Linked DNA regions of Homo sapiens: region 2 is linked to region 1. A link is an interaction called in ENCODE POLR2A ChIA-PET data of the cell type or tissue named here. Cell type or tissue: Caco-2. All regions are shown on one strand. Links, peaks and the distances in the headings refer to the core of each region. The heading gives the core; the rest is flanking DNA.

Region 1 (11,507 bases), core at 4,136-6,635:
AGCAGTGATTGCACCACTGCACTCCAGCCTGGGCAACAGAATAAGAACCTGTCTCAAAAAAATAAAAAGGATGCATGTAAGCCATAAGTGAAGAAATGAAAAGAGATATTCCATGGAAATGGCAACCAAAAAGGACAGAGCTGGCTATACTTACATCAGACAAAATAGATGTTAAATCAAAAACTGTCACAAGAGGTGGCACACACCTATAGTCCCAGCTACTCAGGAGGCTGAAGCAGTGGTACTGCTGGAGCCCAAGTAGTTGACACTGCAGTGAGCTGTGATAGTACTGGTGCACACCAGCAGCCTGGGTAACAGAGTAAGATTCTGTCTCAAAAAAAAAAAAAAAAGTAAAAAAATAACAACTATCACAAGACAAAGAAGGTCTTTATATAATAATAAAGGGTTTGTTGATTTATCAAGAGGTTGTATACATAGTAAATGTATGTACTCCCAATATCAAAGCACCTAAGTAAATGAACCAAATATTAATAGAACTAAAGGAAAAAACAGACGGTAATATAGGGGACTTCAACACTCCATTTTCAACAATGGATAGATCATCAGAATATCAATTAAAAAAACAATGGATTTGAATAACACTTCAGACCAAATGGACCTAACAGACATATATAGAACATTCTGACAGCAGCAGAATATATACTCTTTTCAAGCACAGACAGAACATTCTCTAGTTTAGATCATATGTTAGGCCACAAAACAAGTCTTACTTAACAAATTTAAGAAGACTGAAATAATACCAAGTATGATATTTTGGCAACTGTATAACTAGAAATCAGAAGGAAATCAGAAGGAAATTGAGACCATCCTGGCTAACACAATGAAACCCCATCTCTACTAAAAAATACAAAAAATTAGCCAGGCGTAGTGGCGGGCGCCTGTAGTACCAGCTACTCAGGAGGCTGAGGCAGGAGAATGGCTGAACCCGGGAGGCGGAGCTTGCAGTGAGCAGAGATTGCGCCACTGCGCTCCAGCCTGGGTGACAGAGCGAGACTCCATGTCAAAAAAAAAAAAAAAAGAAGGAAAATTGGAAAATTGACAAATAGGTAGAAATTAAACAACAAACTCCTGAACAACCAATGGGTCAAAGAAATCAAAAGAGGAATAGAAAAATATGTTGAGACAAACAAAAATGGAAACACAACATATCAAAACTTACGGGATAAAGCAAAAGCAAATCCAAGAGGGAATCTTATGGTAATAAACAACTACGACAAAGAAAAAAAAAAGATCTCAAATAAACAACCAAACTTTACACCTCAAGGAAGTAGAAAAAGAAGAACTAACCCAAAGTTAGCAGAAGGAAGAAAATAACAAAGATCAGAGCAGAAATAAATGAATTAGACACTAAAAAACAATAGAAAAGATCAATGAAGAGTTTTTTGTTGAAATGAAAACAAAATTCACAATCTTTTAGCTAAATTAAGAAAAAAGACTCAAATCAATAAAATTATAAATGAAAGAGGAGAAATCAGATTTAATACCACAGAAATGCAAAGAATCATTAAGGACTACTATAAACAATTATACACTAACAAATTGAATAACCTAGAAGAAATGGATAACTTCCTAGAAACATACCAAGACTGAATCATGAAAAAAATAGAAAAGTTCAACAAACCAATAACAAGAAAGAACACTGAATCAGTAATCAGAAACTGTCGGCCAGGCACGAGGGCTCACATCTGTAATCCCAGCACTTTGGGAGGCCGAGGCGGGCAGATCAACTGAGGTCAGGAGTTCCAGACTAGCCTGGCCAACATGACGAAACTTCATCTCTACTAAAAATACAAAAATTAGCCAGGCATGGTGGTGAGTGCCTGTAGTCCCAACTGCTCAGGAGGCTGAGGCAGGAGAATCACTTAACCCTGGAGGCGAAAATTGCAGTGAGCCGAGTTCATGCCACTGCACTCCAGCCTGGGTGACAGAGCAAGACTGTCTCAAACAAACAAAAACTCTCAATGAACTAAAGCCAAGGGCCTGCTGACTTCACTAGTAAATTCTACCAAATATTGAAGGAAGAATTAATACCAATCCTTCTCTAATACTTCTAAAGAAATGTAGAGGAGAGAACATTTCCAAACTCATTTTATGAGGCCAGTATTACCATGATACCAAAACCAAACAAGAACACACGAGGTAAGAAAATCACAGGCCAGTACCCCTGATGGACATGGATGCAAAAATCCTCAACAAAATACTAGCAAGCCATGTTCAACAGCACACTAAAAGGATCATACATCATGATGAAGTGGGATTTATCTTTGAGATGCAAGGATGATTCAATATATGCAAATCAATCAATGATATGCCACATTAACAGACTGAAGGATAAAAACAATATAATCGTCTCAATAGATATGGAAAGAACATGTGACAACATTCAACATGCTTCAAGATCTGAAAGAATTTGCTTTAAAAAATCAACATGCTTTCATGATAAAATAAAATTTAACAAATTACATATAAAAGGAACGTACCTCAACATAATAAAGGCCATACACGACAAACCCATAGCTAACACCATACTCAGTGATGAAAACCTGAAAGCTTTTCCTCTAAGACCAGGAACAAGATAAGGATGCCCATTCTCTCAACTACTATTCCATGTATTGATAATACTGGAAGTCCTATCTAGAGAAATTATGCAAAAGGAAAGGAAAGGGAAGGGGAGGGGAGGGGGAAGGGGCAAGAGGGGAGAGGAGGGCAGGGGAGGGACTGGACACAGAAAGGGGAGGGGAGGGAGGAGAGGGGAGGAGAGGGGAGGGGAGGGAAGGGAAGGGAAGGGAAGGGAAAAGGAAAGAGAAAAGGAAGGGAGGGAAGGGAGGCAGGGGAAGAAAGAAAACAAAGAAGGAAAGGCATCCAAATAGGAAAAGAAATTGTCTCTGTTAGTAGATGACATGATCTTGTATCTAGAAAACCCTAAAGACTTCACCATAGGCTGGGCGCAGTGGCTCACGCCTGTAATCCCAGCACTTTGAGAGGCCAAGGCGGGCGGATCACAAGGTTAGGAGATCGAGACCATCCTGGCTAACACAGTGAAACCCCGCCTCTACTAAAAATACAAAAAAATTAGCCGGGTTTGGTGGCAGGCACCTGTAGTCCCAGCTACTCAGGAGGCTGAGGCAGGAGAATGGCATAACCCGGGAGGCGGAGTTTGCAGTGAGCCCAGATGGCGCCACTGCACTCCAGCCTGGGCAACAGAGCAAGACTCTGTCTCAAAAAAAGAAAAGACTTCACCATAGAACTGTTAGAACTAATAAACTAATTCAGTAAAGCTGCAGGATACAAAATCATTATTCAAAAATCACTTGTGTTTCTATATGCTAACAACTATCCAAAAAAGAAATTAGAAAAAAATCCCATTTACAACAGTATCACACTAAAAAAAAAAAACTTAGAAAAAAATTTAACCAAGAAAGTGAAAGATCTATACATTGAAAACTATACAACATTGGTGAAAGAAACTGAAGACACAAATAAATAGAAAGATATCCTATGTTTATGGATTGGAAGAATTAATACGGCCAAAATATCCATATCACCCAAAATGAACTACAAATTCAATGCAATCCTTAAACAAAGGGAAAAAGACCCTAAAACTCATATGAAATCACAAAAGATTCTGAATAGCCAAAGCTATCTTGGGTAAGAAAAACAAAACTGGAGGCATCATATTATCTGATTTCAAAATATATTACAAAGCTTTAGTAATTATAGGCCAGGCACGGTGGCTCATGCCTGTAATCCCAGCACTTTGGGAGGCCGAGGCTGGCAGATCACGAGGTCAGGAGATCGAGACCATCCTGGCTAAGACAGTGAAACCCCGTCTCTACTAAAAATACAAAAAAATTAGCTGGGCGTGGTGGCGGGCGCCTGTAGTCCCAGCTACTTGGGAGGCTGAGGGAGGAGAATGGCGTGAACCTGGGAGGCGGAGCTTGCAGTGAGCCAAGATCGGGCCACTGCACTCCAGCCTGAGCAACAGAACGAGACTCCATCTCAAAAAAAAAAAAAAAAAAAAAAAGCTATAGTAATTATAACAATATGGTACTGGCATAAAAACAGACATATATACCAATGAAACAGAGAGCCCAGAAATAAATTCCCACATTATGTCCAATTAATTAATTCTTGGCAAAGGTGCCAGAAACAACAATAAGTAAAGGATAGTCTCTTCAATAAATGGTTATGGGAAAACTGGATATTCAAAGGCAAAATAATGACACTGGAGACCCTTATCTCATACCATATTGAAAAATCAACTCGAAATGGATTAAAGACTTAAACATAAGAACTAAATAATAAAAATACTAGGAGAAAACATGAAAAAGGATTCTTGACATTGGTCTGGGCAATGATTTTTTAAATGTATAATTCTAAAAGCACTAGCAACAAAAGCAAAAATAAAACAAATGAGATTGCATCAAACCAAAAAGCTCCCACAGAGCAAAATAAACAATTAACAGAGTGAAGGGACTACCTATGAAATGAAAGAAAAATATCTGCAAACCATACATCTGATAAGGAGTTAATATCCAAAATATACAAGGAACCCAAACAATGTAATAGCAAGAAAACAATCCAATTAAAAAATGGGCAAAGGACCTGAATAAACATTTTTAAAAAGACATCCAAATGGCCAACAAGTATATGAAAACATGCTCAATACCACTAATCATCAGAGAAATACAAACGAAAGCCACAATGAGATATCACCTCATACCTGTCGGCATGGCTATTACCAAAAAGATAAATGAAAGCAAGTGTTATTGAGGATGTGGAAAAAAGAGAACTCTTGTAAACTATTAGTGGGAATGTAAATTGGTACAGTCATTATGGAAAACAGCATGGAAGTTCCTCAAAAAATTAAAAATAGAACGATCATATGATCCAGCAATCCCACTTCTGGGGATACAGCCAAAATAAATAAAGCCAGTATCTTGAAGAGATATCTGCATTCCTATGTTCATTGCAACAGTATTCACATAATCCAAGATAAGGAATCAACAAAGGGGCCAACAATGAACATATACATAAAGAAAATGTGAGAGTTATACGCACATGCCCACACACACAGGAATATTATTCAGCCTTAAAAAGAAAGGAAATCCTGTCTTTGTAATAACATGGATGAACCTGGAAGACATCATGCTAAGTTAAATAAGCCAGGCACAGAAAGACAAATACAGCATGATCTCATTTACATGCGAAATCTTAGAAAAAAAGTCAAACTCAGGATCAGAGAGTAAAAAGTAGAATGGAGGTTGCCAGGGGCTGGTGGGTGGGGGAAATGGGAAGATGTTGGCCAAAAGGTACAAAGTTTCAGTTATGCAGGATGAATAAGCTCTGGAGATCTAACATACAGCATTGTGACTACAGATAACAATACTGGGCTGGGTGTGGTGGCTCACGCCTGTAATTCCAGCACTTTGGAAGGCTGAGGCGGGCAGGTGGCTTGAGTTCACAAGTTCAAGACATGCCTGGGCAACATGGCAAAACCCCATCTCAACAAAAGATACAAAAATTAGCTGGGCATGATGGTGCACGCCTGTGGTCCTAGCTACTTGGAAGGCTGTGGTGGGAGGGTGGCTTGAGCCAGGGAAGCAGAGGTTGCAGTGAGCCAAGATTGTGCCACCGCACTCCAGCCTAGGCAATTGAGCCATATCTTGTTTCAAAACAACAACAACAACTGTATTGTGTAGGCCAAATTTGTTAAGAGAGTAGATCTTAAATGTTCTTACCACCCTACTATGTGAAGTGATGGGTATGTTAATTAGCCTGATTTTAGTAATCATTTCACAATGTATACATATGTAAAAACATGTTGTACACTTTAAACGTATACAATTTTTATTTGCCAAACATACCTCAATAAAGCTGGGGGGAAAAAGTCAAAGAAAAGCAAAACTACAATCAAAAGTCAGGTAGATAATATAGTCCTTGCTGCCTTGGTGATGGTAGGATTTACTGACTCCTTCTGATCTATATATTCCTTTAAGCACCAGCTGCTAAAGGCATTTCCTTCCCCACATTTGCCATTTCCCTTAATTACCCATCCTCTCTTTGTTTCACCCTTCCCCTCCCTGCTCCTAAATACGAGACTCAAAGCAACAGGACCAATCTGTCAAGACTTTAAGGACCACTTATGAAGAGCACTATGATCTTCCAAGTGCAGGGAGTTATATAAATTACCCCTACCTACAAAGTCAAGTCTCCTTGAAATATCTCAAAGCAGATTTTATTCACTTGCCAAGAGAAAAATTTTCCTGTATTGTAAAAAGACATTATTCTACCTAGACTATATAGAGTTGTACAGTAAACCAATGAAGAAGGCACAATCCCTTTTCTTCCATATTCAAGTACCTTTTACTTACCTGAAACTCCACCCAAATCAAAAAATGTTTGTGTCAAATGCATAAATCAAAGCATTTGTGTAATAGAAAGATTTCACCAAAGGAAAAATTCTTTTAGTAAGAATAATGTTTCACTAGTTACAATATAGGTATTATGCTTTAAACGCCTTTCAGAAAATTAAATATCTATGTTTATACTGCCTGAAATTCCAGCAATCATCATTATAACAAAAGGGCTCTCTTTGATAGTTTTTTTTTAAATAATAACTTAGTTTTCATGCAGAGTTAGTACCAACAATATTTTTGAAGAAGATAACTTTAGTTTAAATTTAAAGATCTTTACTTCTTTGTGCATTTTCAACCATGTGCCACTTGGCAATACTATTTTTATAAATAAACTGCACAAGCCAACAGCGCCAAAAGCCCAAGCATGTAAATGCTAAAGTGAACCAGTTCCCCCAGAGATTTCATTTTCTTTGTCCCTTTTATTTATATGCGCTGTATATAAATAAAGCAGAGTCTCCTTCATGCTCACCAAATTACAGCATGTATTTTTCTTAAATAGGAAAATACGATGTAAATTAAAATGTTAGCAGACACAAAGAAAATGCTTTTACATTATTCATAAATAGACTTTGTTGGGTATTGGAATGAGTAATATAAACCATCATCACTTGGTTCAACATTCTATATACTCCTAACTTATCTCAACTATAATAGAGAGACACATGCATAAACAGTAATATTTTTATTTATTATTTTTTGTTGTTATTGAGACAGACTTTCACTCCTGTTGCCCAGGCTGGAGTGCAATGGTGCGATGTCAGCTAACCGCAACCTCAGCCTCCTGGGTTCAAGTGATTCTCCCGCCTCAACCTCTGGAGTAGCTGGGATTACAGATGCGTGCCACCACATCTGATTTTTGTATTTTTAGTAGAGACAGGGTTTCGCTGTGTTGGCCGGGCTGGTCTTTAACTCCTGACCTCAGGTGATCCGCCCACCTCGGCCTCCCAAAGTGCTGGGATTACTAACGTGAGCCACTGCGCCTGGCCCTAAACAGGAATATTTTTTAAACCAATAAATTATTGGTGTCTTTGCATAAATGCTCAAGAGAGTGACAAAACAGGTCACTTAACATAAGATACATTAAGAATAAGTCCTCAGCTGGGCACAGTGGCAAGCTCTCATCTCTATTTTAATTTTAAAAATAAGAAATAAAATAATAAAAAATAAGCCCTCAAGGAATCAGCTTATGAATCCCTATGTGAGCAAAAGTGATCATTTTAGAGCTATTTGAATAGAAAAACCAATTACATATCCAATCCAAGGTTTAAGTCATTTAATTCCCAAACTAAAATAAAGAAATTATCCAAACAAAACAGAAACAAAAACCTTTCTATTTCAAAATAGTAATACAAAGGTCAGTCTGGTAAGCTTGCAAGCATTATAATACCTGGTTCAGAGAAAGTATCACTAATATCATCATCCTTGTCATCTTCATAATCCTCTTCCTCTTCTTCCTCCTCCTCATTTTCAGACAGTTCATGCTCACTGCCGAATCCTTCATCATGGTCCTCATCATCAACATCCTCCTCGTCCTCCTCATCTTCTTCAGGACTGCATTTAGTTGGCTGTTCACCCAAGTTGTCGGAGACAAAAAGAGAATAATTGTGCTCTTCTTTTTTCTGGGATGAATCTGAGACTGATGTACTGGCAGAAAGACTGCTGCTCTCTCCTGCTGCAAGTGACCCAGGACCTTCCTGGGGCAGGGGACTTAGTAATAGTTCCTGGGTTTCTTTAAAAGGCAAAGCGGGAGTGGCATGACCTTGAAGAGGCTCCATCCCTTTTTTCTCTTGTCTCTTTGCCACTGCACCACAGTAGCAGGTGTTCTCCTTTGCTGCATCTGTGTGAATCTGGCTCAACAAGGGCCGGCTCTGTTGCACTGGGTTGATCTTTACCTTTGCCTTTTTTACATAGTCTTTACATTCAACATGAAAGTTCACCTTTTCATTATGATACATGTTGGTCTTCACCATGATTTGTGTGCTTGAAGTGGGTTTACTTGCTTTTTGGACACAGTCTGACAAAGGGACCTCAGCCTGCAGAGTCTTAGAAGAACACACAGGAGCAGCTGCTCTGCTTGTGATCTTTTTACCAGGGAATGAAGAGGGTAAGGGATTTTGTTTGACACTGAAAAGTGAATCGGGGTAATAAAGGGAATCAGAAACAGACTGTGAGTCCTCACTATTAAGTTGAGCTAAAGTTGGAGTTTTACTTATAACCTCTTCATCTTGGTAAGGACTAGAAAAGTCATCAAGACCCAAGTAATCCACTTCTTTTGTTCCCCAGATGTCACAGCTGGTTAGTTTGGTATATTTCGTTAGGTCTTCACAGTATGTATCCCACTGTTCCCAGTTTGAGGTTAAAGCACCCTCATTATCCAGGACATCTGTGAAAGACTCCAGATTTTCAATGTCTTTGCAGTCCTCCAAAGAAAGAAAGTTGTCTCTAGGATTCTGTTGGTAGTTCATCTCTCTATCCTGAGAAAGGTTTTAAAAAAGAAATTGCACATCATATTTCAGAAGGAAATATTCACCTCCATATGTCAAACTGATAAATCAATACTTGACTTTTGGTCTGTTTTAACATAAAGGCTACTGACAGGACGCTTTATCATTTCATATAATGTCATCATTTCCTTAGGCAAGAAAAAGTAGAATGAAAATAAAACAAACAAAAATCAATTAAAAATTAAATTTAAAAAAGACGGAAAGTGTGTCCCTTGAGAGGCTCAGGTATGATCCAAATATCAAGGGCTCTTGAGTTTACCATAAACATTCTGCCTGAAAAAAGTTTACATTTCCTTATCTTAGAAGGATTTTGGGATCTCCTTAGTGGTGGTAGGGTGGGGGCAGGGGGAGACACTTCAACTAAAAAGCAAACAATGTGATAAGTGAGAGAGAAGAATTTAAAATATTAACAATGAAAATAATAAAGACACCCTCATTACAGAAGAGGATATCTTTTTAGTGGGAACTTAAATATAGAGGCAAAGAGCAATCCAAAGAGAGTTGGAATTCAACCACAGAATGGTAAGATCTTTTGCAAGACCTTATAACAACACTTGGGCAGGCAGAGTAAAATACTCCTCACGAATTTTAGAGATGATTTTTTTTTCTTTTTTTTTTTTTTTAAAGTAGAGACAGGGCTTTACCATGTTGACCAGGCTGGTCTCAAACTCCTGACCTCAAGTGATCTGCCCACCTTGCCCTCCCAAATTGCTGGGATTACAGGCATGTGCCACTGGAGATGTCAATTTCAAATATCAGTTAAGACTCTGCAGCCATTGAAATGAATGCAGCATAGCTCTAATGTACAAATATGAAAGACTGCCCACCATATATTTTTATTTTTAAAAGAGCAAGTTACAGAAAACTGTTATCTATATTATCCAATTAAAAAGTATATACAAAAAAACTATATACATATGTTTACATATGCATGGAAAAGAACCTGTTAGTTACGTTTTGGTAAAAGGTTTGGAAGGTGGAGGCACAGAAAGAAAATGAGGACGTTTTGAGTCTTCCAGAGTTATTTTTTTTCTTTAATTTTTGGGGTGTGTGTGTGTGTGTGTGTGTTGTCTGTGTATGGGTTTTTTTTTTTGTTTTTTTTTTTTTTGAGATGGAGTCTCACTCTGTCACCCAGACTGGAGTGCAGTGGCGCGATCTTGGCTCACTGCAACCTCCTCCTCCAGATTTAAGAAATTCTCTGCCTCAGCCTCCTGAATTGCTGAGATTACAGGCACGTGCCACCATGCCCAGCTAATTTTTTTGTATTTTTAGTAGAGATGAGGTTTCACCATCTTGGTCAGGCTGGTCTTGAACTCCTGACCTTGTGATCCACCTGCCTCAGCCTCCCAAAGTGCTGGGATTACAGGCATGACCACTGCGCCCGGCCTGTCTGTGTATGTTTTAACAGCTTTACTGAAGTATAATTTCACATACCATAAAACCAACCTATATTAAGTAGACAATTCAATAATTTTTAGTAGATTTATGCATTTGAGCACTCAGTTTTCCAGTTTTTATATATTTTTGTGTTATTTCAATTTTATGTAATTAAAACTGTTTTTAAAATGTTTTTCTTCTGAATTTTAAGTGTCTATTTACCTCAAGAATAAATGATTAAGTATATGCAGATCCTGTTTGGAATTGTTATTTTTGTGCCACATTCTTTATGTCATTCACATGCCTTGCTCAATGTTTTCCAGCTGAAAAGCCCATTATCTTTATCAAAAACTAGATTTGAAGATATTTAGATAATCTTTTACCATTTTTGATGCATTCATTTTTTTTTTTTTTTTTTGAGACGGGGTCTTGCTCTTGTTGCCCAGGCTGGAGTGCAGTGGTGCAATCTCCGCTCACTGCAACCTCCGTCTCCCAGGTTCAAGCAATTCTCCTGCCTCAGCCTCCTGAGTAGCTGGGATTACAGGCACCCACCACCACACCCAGCTAATTTTAGATTGCGCCATTGCACTCCAGCCTGGGCAACAGGAGCGAAACTCTGTCTCAAAAAAAAAAAAAAAAAAAAAAAAAAAAAGAATGTATTTGATGAAGCAATATTGGCTGCCCTGGAGCCTCCAGAATGGAAGAAGAGCTGCAGGTGTGTGTGGCTATGACCATCTCTCCAGAGCCCTTTCTGCACAGCTGCTGTCGGCATCATACTAAAAGCAATGTTTAAGGCCGGGCACGGTGGCTCACACCTGTAATCCCAGCACTCCGAGGTGGGTGGATCACGAGGTCAGGAGTTCGAGACCAGCCTGACCAATATGGTGAAACCCCATCTCTACTAAAAATACAAAAAATTAGCCGGGTGTGGTGGTGCATGCCTGTAATCCCAGCTACTCGGGAGGCTGAGGCAGGAGAATCGCTTGAGCCTGGGAGGCGGAGGTTGCAGTGAGCCGAGACTGTGCCACTGCACTCCAGCCTGGGCTACAGAGCGAGACTCCGTCCCAAATAAATAGATAAATAAATAAATAAAAGCAATGTTTAAATCAAACTAAAGATTAAAAATTAAAATTCAGGCAGGTGATCCACCCGCCTCGGCCTCTCAAAGTGCTGGGATTACAGGCAT
Region 2 (11,507 bases), core at 5,918-8,417, 52 kb after region 1:
AAAAATACAAAAATTAGGTGGGCGTGGTGGCGCATGCCTGTAGTCCCAGCTACTTGGGAGGCTGAGGCAGGAGAATTGCTTGAACTCGGGAGGTAGAGGTTGCAGTGAGCCGAGATTGTGCCACTGCGCTCCAGCCTGGGCAACAGAGTGGGACTCCATCTCAAAAAAAAAAAAAAAGTCATGGAGCACTAGACACTGACCATTTGCATCCCTGTTGTTGCTACAGGTAGGACTTCTGACATCAGGGCCATAAGACCGCTTAAGAATTGATTTCCAGCCGGCCGTGGTGGCTCATACCTGTAATCACACTTTGGGAGGCTGAGATGGGCAGATCATGAGGTCAGGAGTATGAGATCAGCCTGGCCAATATGGTGAAACCCGGTATCTACTAAAAATTCAAAAATTAACTGGGCTTGGAGGCAGGTGCCTGTAATCCCAGCTACTCCGGAGGCTGAGGCAGGAGAATCACTTGAATCCAGGAGGCAGAGTTTGCAGCGAGCTAAGATCGTGCCACTGCACTCCAGCCTGGGCAACTCTGTCTTTAAAAAAAAAAAAAAATTGATTTCCATCCCCATTGTTCCTATAGACAGGATCTCTGACATTAGAATCATAAGACTTTTGTTTAAGGCTCACTTAAGATGTTTTCCAGACCCCAACTCCAGCTCCCAGTTTGAAGACCCCCACAGAGGAACGGGATCAGCATGACAACCCAGCTTCTTCAGCTCTCTGTCCCATGACTTCAGTCTGCACTCTTCAACCCATCAGCCATCTCCACACTTTGGCCCACTCCAAAACCCTTAAAAACCCTAGCCCCAAACTCCTCAGGGAAATGGATTTAAACAAGGGTCCTCTCCTTGTTTCATGACCCTATGATTAAACCTGTTTGTCTGCTGCAACCTGGTGTCACGATGTATTTATTGACTTGCTGTGTGCATCAGGTAGTGAACCTATAACAGTTGAGATGGGAGAGTTCCCTGAACCCCTTCGGGGGACTTGTGACAGGGGCGTGGCTTGCTTACTCAAACCCCTTGCTGGAGGGAGAGCACACAGGTGAGCGGGTGCTGGGGCCAGGGCGAGCGCTTTTGGACTCAGGCCCCATGGTAGCCTCTAGGGGTGTGTTACAATTAATGCTCTTTTAGCCCTTGCCGTCCGTGGACAGTTAAGTGTTAACCAGCTCAGTGGAGAGTCAGGGTGACAGCCTTTTACACCCTGCCCTCTTGGCACCTGGGTTCTTGTCCAGCATCCAGGAAGAATCAGGTCACACAGACTTGAAGGATGGTGAATGTGGAGGTTTTATTGAGAGATGAAGGTGGCTCTCAGCGGGATGGGGAGGAGGAAAGTGGATAGAGTGGGAAGGAGTTTGGCTGCAGACTAAGCAGCTGACCAGCTGCCTCTTTGACGTTCAGATGCTTCTTCTCTTCTCTCCTCTGCCGCACTGTTCTGCTTTTCTGCCAGTGGAGTTTGGGGTTCTTATGGGTACAGGATGGGGGGTCTGGCAGGCCAGGGTGGTTTTGGAAAAAGCAACATTTAGATGGGAAAACAGGGATGTGAAGTTCTCATTTAGGGCCCCAGGCCCGGGGTTGTGGGTGGGCCTTTGCCAGAGAACCGCTCTCTTCTACCCAGTATTTCCCTGCCTCCTGTCCTTATCACAGTTACATAATGTCCTTAGGCGCTGGCACACAATAAGCACTAGGTAAAAGATGGCTATTGTTGGGCCGGGCACAGTGGCTCATGCCTGTAATCCCAGCGCTTTGGGAGGCCGAGGCAGGTAGATCATGAGGTCAGGAGTTCGAGACCAGCCTGACCAGCATGGTGAAACCCTGTCTCTACTAAAAATACAAAAAATTAGCTGGGCATGGTGGCACGGTGGCACGCACCTGCAGTCCCAGCTACTCAGGAGGCTGAGGCAGGATAATTGCTTGAACCAGGCAGGCGGAGGTTGCACTGAGACAAGATCATGCCATTGCACTCCAGCCTGGGTGACGTTGTTATTGTTAATAACCACGGCTCTGAACTTGGCTTCGGGTCTGACGAAAGTCATAGACTTGCTCTCCAGGAAAACACACACGAATATACACACCCCTAATTGTGCAGGTGCTTTCAGGGGGTTTACAGATAGGTGTGGATCCCAATTAGGACCTGCTGATTGACTAGAGAGTCTCCTTATAATATGCAGTACTAGCTGCATAATTTGTGGGGCTAAGTGCAAAATGAAAATGCAGGGACCTTGTTCAAAAATTACTAAGAATTTCAAGGCTGGGCGCTGTGGCTCAGGCATGTAATCCCAGCACTTTGTGGGGACAAGGCAGGCAGATCACCTGAGGTCAGTAGTTCGAGACCAGCCTGACCAACATGGAGAAACCCCATCTCTATTAAAAATACAAAATTAGGCCAGGCACAGTGGCTCACGCCTGTAATCCCAGCACTTTGGGAGGCCGAGGTGGGCGGATCACAAGGTCAGGAGATCGAGACCATCCTGGCTAACACGGTGAAACCCCGTCTCTACTAAAAATACAAAATTTTAGCCAGGCATGGTGGCGGGCGCCTGTAGTCCCAGCTACTCGGGAGGCTGAGGCAGGAGAATGGCGTGAACCCGAGAGGTGGAGCTGGCAGTGAGCCGAGACCACGCCACTGCACTCCAGCCTGGGTGACAGAGTGAGATGCCATCTCAAAAAAAAAAAAAAAATACAAAATTAGCCAGGCATGGTGGCGCATGCCTGTAATCCCAGCTACTTGGGAGGCTGAGGCAGGAGAATCACTTGAACCCAGGAGGCGGAGGTTGCGGTGAGCTGAGATTGCACCGTTGCACTCCAGCCTGGGCAACAAGAGCCAAACTCCATCCCCCCGCCCCCACCACCACAAAAAAAAATTGCTAAGAATTTCAATACAAGAGCAGAGCATCAAACCCAGTGCAGGGGCCTTCTAAGCAAGGGGCCCTGTGTGACTGCCCCATGAAATTCACCCTCTAAGATGTTAGAGGTCCAGGTCAGACAGTTTTACCATCCTTTAAGAAAACTCAATACCTAGAGACTGGAATTAAAAAAAAAAAAAAAGGTGATCTCTCACAAGACTTTTTTTTCCAAGCCAACTTGCAGTGAATGAACATTTACTGAACAGCTTTTTGTGCAAGATGGTAGGGATCAAACTCGAACAAACAAGGGATCCTGCCCAGTAAAGCTTCTGCAGCCCCTGGGAAAGACAGAGTTATGTACAACTGTGATAACGGAGATAAGCAAAGGTTGCTGTGGGAAGCAAACAGCGCACACCTCTGGAGGGAAGGAGGCGGGGCACTGCCTCCAGGACATGCCCCTGGAGCTGAGCTGAGAGGGGTGAAACTTTCCAGGCAGAGGCAGGTGAGATGAGGCGATGCTTTCTCAGGGACCTGCACCGTCTATCCACATGCAATGTAACACTGGAAAATCCCATTCCGACCCCATGCTTCAGAAACGCTGGCAGAGAGCATGAAGTGCTCACCCTCCCTGGGACTTGCAGGTGCCGGCCCCCTTGGGCAACTCAGGAAAATCAAGGAAGGCCCCTTTATTGCATGAGGGCATTGAAGTGTCACCGGAAAAAAAAAAAACACAAAGAACTACCTTTGGGTCTGATAGTCTGCCCCAAAGGCAGGGGATTAGCAATTCCAACCCTGTCTTGTGGGGAGCTGTGGAGAGAGGGGAGCTGGAATCCCAGGGATGGCAGGAAATTCATTCTGAGGACATTCAGAACCACAAGACCCTGCCCGTTCCCAGGTAGTAGGTTTAGGATTCTCCAAATGGCCTCTGGCCTCATTTTCAGAAAGCTATTGGCTTCTTAATGGAAGGTATTAGAAGAACCATGTGACCTTTTGGGGCTAGGAACAACCATAGGCACTGAAAGGTTGAAGGTGTGGCCAAGAAACTAAGGCTACAAGACCGTCATCGATGGGTAAAGTGAGGAATTTTACCTCAGAAAAATGGAGCCTCAGTGACAGCCCTGAACCCTAAAGTCGGACTCCCCTGGGTTTAAACCCCATTTCCTCTAATTAACACTGTTAAATAAACCATTATAGGAGGCCATTGTTTTGGAATAAGCTCCTGCATTAGGCCCCGACAGACCAGGCTAAAAATCAAAATGGAGGGCCGGGCACGGTGGCTGACGCCTGTAATCCCAGCACTTTGGGAGGCTGAGGCAGGCGGATCACCTGAGGTCAGGAGTTCGAGACCAGCCCCAACATGGCGAAACCCCGTCTCTACTCAAAATACAAAATTAGCCGGGCGTGGTGGTGCATGCCTGTAATCTCAGCTACTCAGGAGGCCGAGGCAGGAGAATTGCTTGAAACTGGGAGGCGGAGGTTGCAGTGAGCCGAGATTGCGCCATTGCACTCCAGCCTGGGCAACAAGAGCGAAACTCCATCTCAAAAAATAAAAATAAAAAATAAAAATGGAGTCAGCCATGTTAAAGTTCCAGATCACCAAACCTGAAGAGTTTTCTGACCTTGCAAGAAATCAAGAGAGACAGACAACAACCAATTTCCCAAGAAGACCAGTTCCAATCTTCAATCAGTATGATAAGGGAAGTTCCTCTGCCTTAATCCTTTTTTTTTTTTTGAGACAGAGTCTCGCTCTGTCACCCAGGCTGGAGTGCCGTGGCGCGATCTCTGCTCACTGCAAGCTCCACCTCCCGGGTTCACGCCATTCTTCTGCCTCAGCCTCCTGAGTAGCTGGGACTACAGGCGCCCACCATCACACCCGGCTAATTTTTTTATATTTTTAGTAGAGACGGGGTTTCATCGTGTTAACCAGGATGGTCTCGATCTCCTGACCTCGTGATCCACCCGCCTCGGCCTCCCAAAGTGCTGGGATTACAGGCGTGAGCCACCGCGCCCGGCTGCCTTAATCCTTAAACCAAAAAGGTATCCTGAAGTAAACCAATGTTACTAACCAGTGACATTCCTATTGTTCTGTCTAAAAGTAACTAATATGCTCTGTTCCTTCCTTCTGCTTTCTCCAGCCCCTCTCTGTGTGTATAAAGCCAAGCTCTTCTGCTCAGCTCTTTGGGACTTACTGTTTTATGGAATGAAGTGTTGCCTGATTCTAGAATTGCAAATAAAGCCAATTGAAATCTTTAAACTAGTTTGTTATAATTTGGTTTTTTGACAACAGCTTGGAACATTGGGCCTCAATTTCTTCATCTATAAAATGAAGATAATAAATGTATTTAATAGGTTTTTGTGAGGATTAAATGAGTTAAAATATGTGAAACATTAAGAATAATATCTGTGGTCTGGGTGTGGTGGCTCACGCCTGTAATCCTAGCACTTTGGGAGGCCAAGGCGGGTGGATCACTTGAGGTCAGGAGTTCGAGACCAGCTTGACCAACATGGTGAAACCCCATCTCTACTAAAAATACAAAAATTAGCTGGGCATGGTGGTGCATGCCTGTAATCTCAACTACCTGGGAGGCTGAGGCAGGAGAATCACTTGAACCCCAGAGGTGGAAGTTGCAGTGAGCCGCGATCACACCATTGCACTCCAGCCTGGGTGACAAGAGCAGAACTACATCTCAAAAAAAAAAAAAAAAAAAAGGCCAGGCACGGTGGCTCACACCTGTAATCCCAGCACTTTGGGGAGGCTGACGCATGTGGATCACCTGAGGTTAGGAGTTCGAGACCAGCTTGACCAGCATGGTGAAACTCCATCTCTACTAAAAATACAAAAAATTAGCCAGGCGTGGTGACGCACATCGTAATCCCAGCTACTCGGGAGGCTGAGACAGGAGAATTGCTTGAACCCAGGAGTCGGAGGTTGCAGTGAGCCAAGCTCGTGCCACTGCACTCCAGCCTGGGCAACAGAGCGAGACTCTGTCTCAAAAAAAAAAAAAAAGTTAACATCCGTATGTGGAACTGCTATGTGTTAGGTATTATTGTTAGCCACAGGACTGATAATAATGATGAAAAAGTAGGAAAAAAAAAAACAGCTGTAAGCGGCTCCTAGAATCTCAGAAATGGGCAGCTTGGCTGTCAGGTGAGTGAGGGCTGGTTGGAGTCCCTGTAAACATACCAGCTGAAGGGCAGCCAAGCTGTTGGAATGAGAGTAGGTTTGATGTACTGTTGATCTGTTTATCCAGCTATAAAAGAGGTACAATATGTGTCCCACTTACTTCCTAGGATAATGTAATGTAAAATACTTAATAAGCTGGGGGTGAGGGTGGTGCCGACAGCTATCCAAACCAGGGCCATTTACAATGGCTGCCCCTTACAGAGTCCTCCTCTTCCCTTGTCCACCCTTAAGAGTGGGTGCCCCTCAGGCCTGCAGCTTAGACAGCCTCTCCTCTCACTCTACACACATTCTTCCTGGCCCTTATCCACACCCACAGCTTCCATTATCTCTGCATTGGTGCCCACATTCTAACCTCCAGCCTGGTCCTTCTTAACCTCCAGGCCCAAATAACAATTGCCCACTGGGGGTGTCCCTGCATGGACACCTCAGGTCCCTGCAACTCTTTGTCCACAGCTGGACTCCACTGTGTCCCTAAGCTTGAAACCATCTTTGCAAAGATTATGATCGTGACAGAAATCCAGCATTGCTGACTCCATCTTGCTTCTAACCTCACCAGCTGACCATCTTTGCTCATTCCTGTGTATAGGGCAAGAAAACTATGGGAGGAATTTAGTTTATAGTTTAACTTTAAACAAAGATAACGAACCTCTTCATCACACAGGGACTAAACTGCCTTCATAAAACTAACAGATTAACCACAAGGTCAGAATTATGGTCCAGGAGTCATGTAGCTGGAGGTCACAAGATTTGTAACCCCCTCAATTGTTCCTATAGATAACGTCACTATCGTAGAACCTACGGCTGGTGTTTGAGGTATCTTTCAGACCTTGTATTTTGATGGACCAGCTGGCGCCACTAGGATGGGCAACCCATAACCCAGAAACTGACCCAACTGGTCTTGTGACCCCCGACCCAGGAACTGACTTAGTGCAAGAAGACAACTTCAACCCTTTATAATTTCATCCCCTACTCAGTCAGCACTACCCATTCCCTAGCCACCTGCCCACCCAGCTTTCCTTTAAAAACTGTAGCCTCAGAGGGCCAAGCACGGTGGCTCACGCCTGTAATCCCAGCACTTTGGGAGGCTGAGGTGGGTGGATCACGAGGTCAGGAGATCGAGACTATCCTGGCTAACACGGTGAAACCCCATCTCTACTAAAAATACAAAAAAATTAGCTGGGAGTGGTGGCGGGCGCCTGTAGTCCCAGCTACTTGGGAGGCTGAGGCAGGACAATGGTGTGAACCCGGGAGCAGTGAGCTGAGATCGCACCACTGCACTCCAGCCTGGGTGACAGAGCAAGACTCCGTCTCAAAAACAAAACAAAACAAAACAAAAAAACTCTAGCCTCAGCAGGGCGCAGTGGCTGACACCTGTAATCCCAGCACTTTGGGAGGCCAAGGTGGGCGGATCGCGAGGTCAAGAGATCAAGACCATCCTGGCCAACATGGTGAAACCCTGTCTCTACTAAAAGTACAAAAATTAGCTGTGTGTGGTGGTGCGCACCTGTAGTCTCAGCTACGCGGGAGGCTGAGGCAGGAGAATCGCTTGAACCCAGGAAGCAGCGGTTGCAGTGAGCTGAGATCGCACCATGCACTCCAGCCTGGTGACAGAGTGAGAATCTGTCTCAAAAATAAAATTAAAATAAATAAAATAAAATAACTCTAGCCTCTGAATTCTCGGGGAGGCAGATTTGAGAATGATTTCCAGTCCTTCTGCTTGGCTGGCATTTTGATTATTAAATTCTTTTTCGGCCGGGTGCTGTGGCTCACGCCTGTAATCCCAGCACTTTGGGAGGCCGAGGCAGGCAGATCACAAGGTCAGGAGATCGAGACCATCCTGGCTAATGGGGTGAAACCCCGTCTCTACTAAAAATACAAAAAAGTCAGGCGTGGTGGCAGGCGCCTGTAGTTCCAGCTACTCAGGAGGCTGAGGCGGGAGAATGGCATGAACCCAGGAGGCAGAGCTTGCAGTGAGCGGAGCTTGCACCACTGCACTCCAGCCTGGGCGACAGAGCGAGTCTCCATCTCAAAAAAAAAAAAAAAATTATTTCTCTGCTGCAACACTTCGGCTGTTCTCAGTGCATTGGCATTTCTGGGCAGCAGGCAAGAAGAACCCATCAGGCTATAACAAGTTTGTTGTATCCCCTGTGCCTCCATCCTAGTAAAGGGCTCCATCACTCAGTCAGAACCTGGTGTAATTCTCAGCTCCTCCCTGTCCCTTACTGCCCCCACATAACTAATCACTCAACGGAAGTTTATGTGTATTAACTAATAATTATGGCCCCATTGTAGCTCCTTCTCCTAATTCATTTCCATTACCACACTCCAGGACACTTATCTCTCCTGGACTCCTGCAACAATTTCACAGGTCTACTGGAAATACCGCAGACACTCCTCTCTGCTAAACTCTTTTTTAATTTTTTAAAAATTTTTTTGAGATGGAGTCTCACTCTGTCCTCCAGGCTAGAGTGCAATGGCATGATCTCGGCTCACTACAACCTCTGTCTCCCAGATACAAGCGATTCTCCTACCTCAGCCTCCCGAGTAGCTGGGATTACGGGTGCATACCACCATGGCTGGCTAATTTTTGCATTTTTAGTAGAGACGGGGTTTGGCCATATTGGCCAAGCTGGTCTCAAACTCCTGACCTCAGGTGATCCTCCCGTCTCGGCCTTCCAAAAGTGCTGGGATTACAGGTGTGAGCCACTGTGCCCGATCCTCTCTGCTAAGCTCTTACTCATCCTTGGGGTTTACCCTTAAAGGTCATTTCCTACAATAACCTTTCCTCCCACCACCAGTTTAATGTTTCTAGTGCTTATTCTTACCTAGCAACCGGTACTTCCCTAAGACACAGCACCTTGCTTCCATGGGGTCCACCCACCAGAAGCACCAGCAGCACCTGGGAGCTTGTTGGAAATACAGAATCATTGCTCCCATCTTGATTTAATCAGAATCTGTTAAAACACAATCCCCAGGCAATCTGGACGTTACCATTTGAGAAGCACTGGTGTAGCATAAATAACCATTCATTATTACTGTTTAATTCTCTTCCCTGCTAAACTCTAGGCTGCAGGAGGTCAGGTTGCTGAGTCTTTTTGCTCAAGCAGCTAACATCAGGACAAAAAACAGGAGCTGAAAATACCTGTGCAACCTGGTTGAATCTGGCTGAACTACTTTTTCAACCTGTTGTTGAAAAGCATCTGCAGCTTGGACAAAGTCACACTTAGCTTCTTAACTCACCCTTCCTCAAATACAGGCTTACTTTGACAAAATATCTACTCTGCTTGTTCTGTTTTGGAGTGGCAACCCACAGTAGTACCACACTGTGGACGGTGTAAAGAAACCATGGAAACCATGTCAACATCCTGACAGAAACTGAAATGGAATCTTGATTGGATTCATGGGGGCGGCAGTATTAGCTGCTGAGCATCCTCAGCTACTGGAATATCCCCTTCTTTTGGAGCTGGCTTGGGGGCAGCGGGATTTGGGAAAAGAGGGCCAATACATTTCATTGAGATGGGAGTCTAACTGAAGCAGGGACAGCCTGAAAGAAAGCTTTGCTTGGAGCAGCTGGGCATAGAAGAACAGTGGGGCTTTTTCTAAGCGGTGTGGGACCCCAGAGCATTAATACCCTAGGCTTCCACTTTTCTATGTGGGAAGAATCAAAATCAATGCTCCCTTTTCATTTCCCCATGCTGTCACTGTGAGCACCTATACAAAAGGAGGTTAGAGTTTTATACACGGAATGATCAGTGCTCTGTCCTGCACAATGAAAACAATCACAATTTCTGTGTGAGCTCACTGATTTTCATTGATTCATAATAGCTTCAATGTTTTAATAAATCTAGCTGACTGCATTTCCCCTGACCCTGAATAACTTTTTTAAAAAGTGTGTGTGTGCACTAAATTATATTTGAAGGAAGTACTAACACTTCTGACAATGATGCCCTCAAAAATATCTTTTTTTTTTTCTGATTATAAAAGTAATACATGCTGTTTATGGAAAAGTTGGAAGACACAATATTGTAAAAGAAATAATCACTTTTGACATCTTGGTCTGTTTCCTACCAGGCTTTTTTCTATGTATAGCTGTTTAAAATCCTGTTTTATTTTTTTTCTTGTAACATAATATTCTGGCCATTATCTTTTGCTATTAAATTAACTTCCATTGTTTCTTTTTACTACACTATTACATTTTCATTGGAAAAAATGCTGAAAAGGAAAAAGAAAAATAAGATGACTTGTAATTACCATCTAGAGGCAAGCAACGCTAGTAATTTTGTTCTCTTTTCTGTCTCTTTTCTAGGCATGTATTTTGAAAACAAAATTGATTTTACTTCATTTGGATGCAGCAACATGATTTAAACAGCTCCTTACGTCGGCATTAGGTTATTTCTAGTCAACTGTACTGAGATAGGTATTATTTACAATGTTTTATGTTGCGCTTTCCTTTGAAAATTATGAATTTTCTGCAATTGATTTCATCCACTCAACTCTTGAGAGAAAGTTGAAATAAAAGGGCCAGGGGAAAAGTAACACATAACATTTGCTTTAGTCTCCATCTCCATTTTGTTGTTGTTGTTTGTGAGATGGAGTCTCACTGTGTTGCCCAGACTGGAGTGCAGCGGTGCAGTCTTGGCTCACTGCAGCCTCCGCCTTCCAGGTTTGAGTGATTCTCCTGCCTCAGCCTCCCTAGTAGCTGGGATTACGGGCACCCGCCACCATAGTGGGCTTTTTTTTTTTTTTTTTTTGAGACAGAGTTTCACTCTTGTTGCTCAGGCTGGAGTGCAATGACACCATTTCGGCTCACTGCAACCTCTGCCTCCTGGGTTCAAGCGATTCTCCTGCCTCAGCCTCCTGAGTAGCTGGGTCTACAGGCATGTGCCACCACGCCCGGCTAATTTTGTATTTTTAGTAGAGACGGGGTTTCTCCATGTTGCTCAGGCTGGTCTCAAACTCCTGACCTCAGATGATCTGCCCTCCTTGGCCTCCCAAAGTGCTGGGATTACAGGCATGAGCCACCGTGCCCGGCCAATTTTTGTATTTTTAGTAGAGATGGGGTTTCACCATGTTGGCCAGGCTGGTCTTGAACTCCCAACCTCAGGTGATCTGCCTGCCTTGGCCTCCCAAAGTGCTGGGATTATAGGTGTGAGCCATCGCGCCTGGCCTCCCTCTCCATTTTAAACACATATATTCTCCCAAACCAAAAAGAATTTTTGCATAGAGGATGGAGTATGAAACTGTTCTAAAATGTGTAGACATATATTTTTAAACATAATTTATGTTAATAAAGGAGCAATTGACTCTTGCCAAATTTTTCATGATTCTTGGCAACAATTTTAAATCATTTCTCAAATTCTAAATTTACTTCAGCATGACCAAACACCTACCGTTGCTTAAAAAAAAAAAAAAAGGCTAAACAAGAAGGTGCTACTTTTGAAGCAACATCAAAGGAAAGATAAAATATTATTA

Evidence for each region. Peaks named below come from ENCODE experiments on the same cell type or tissue, not always from the same donor. Only the 100,000 strongest peaks of a DNase experiment are listed, where the experiment ranks them.
Region 2: POLR2A ChIA-PET joins it to region 1 with 14 read pairs; 10 of 35 experiments call an interaction of 5 or more read pairs at or near these places.

What each region holds. Positions count from the first base shown.
Region 1 is chr5:173,087,722-173,099,228 of GRCh38, reverse strand. It overlaps CREBRF (CREB3 regulatory factor), which reads right to left. Exons shown (of 9, transcript NM_153607.3): 4 at 7,828-8,914. Among named protein-coding and RNA genes, the nearest start is that of CREBRF, 37 kb to the right of the region's middle. In Caco-2, for the core only: no CTCF peak of the experiment used is centred there; a DNase peak (open chromatin) is centred at 5,419.
Region 2 is chr5:173,037,453-173,048,959 of GRCh38, reverse strand. No RefSeq gene overlaps it. Among named protein-coding and RNA genes, the nearest start is that of CREBRF, 13 kb to the left of the region's middle. In Caco-2, for the core only: no CTCF peak of the experiment used is centred there; a DNase peak (open chromatin) is centred at 6,899.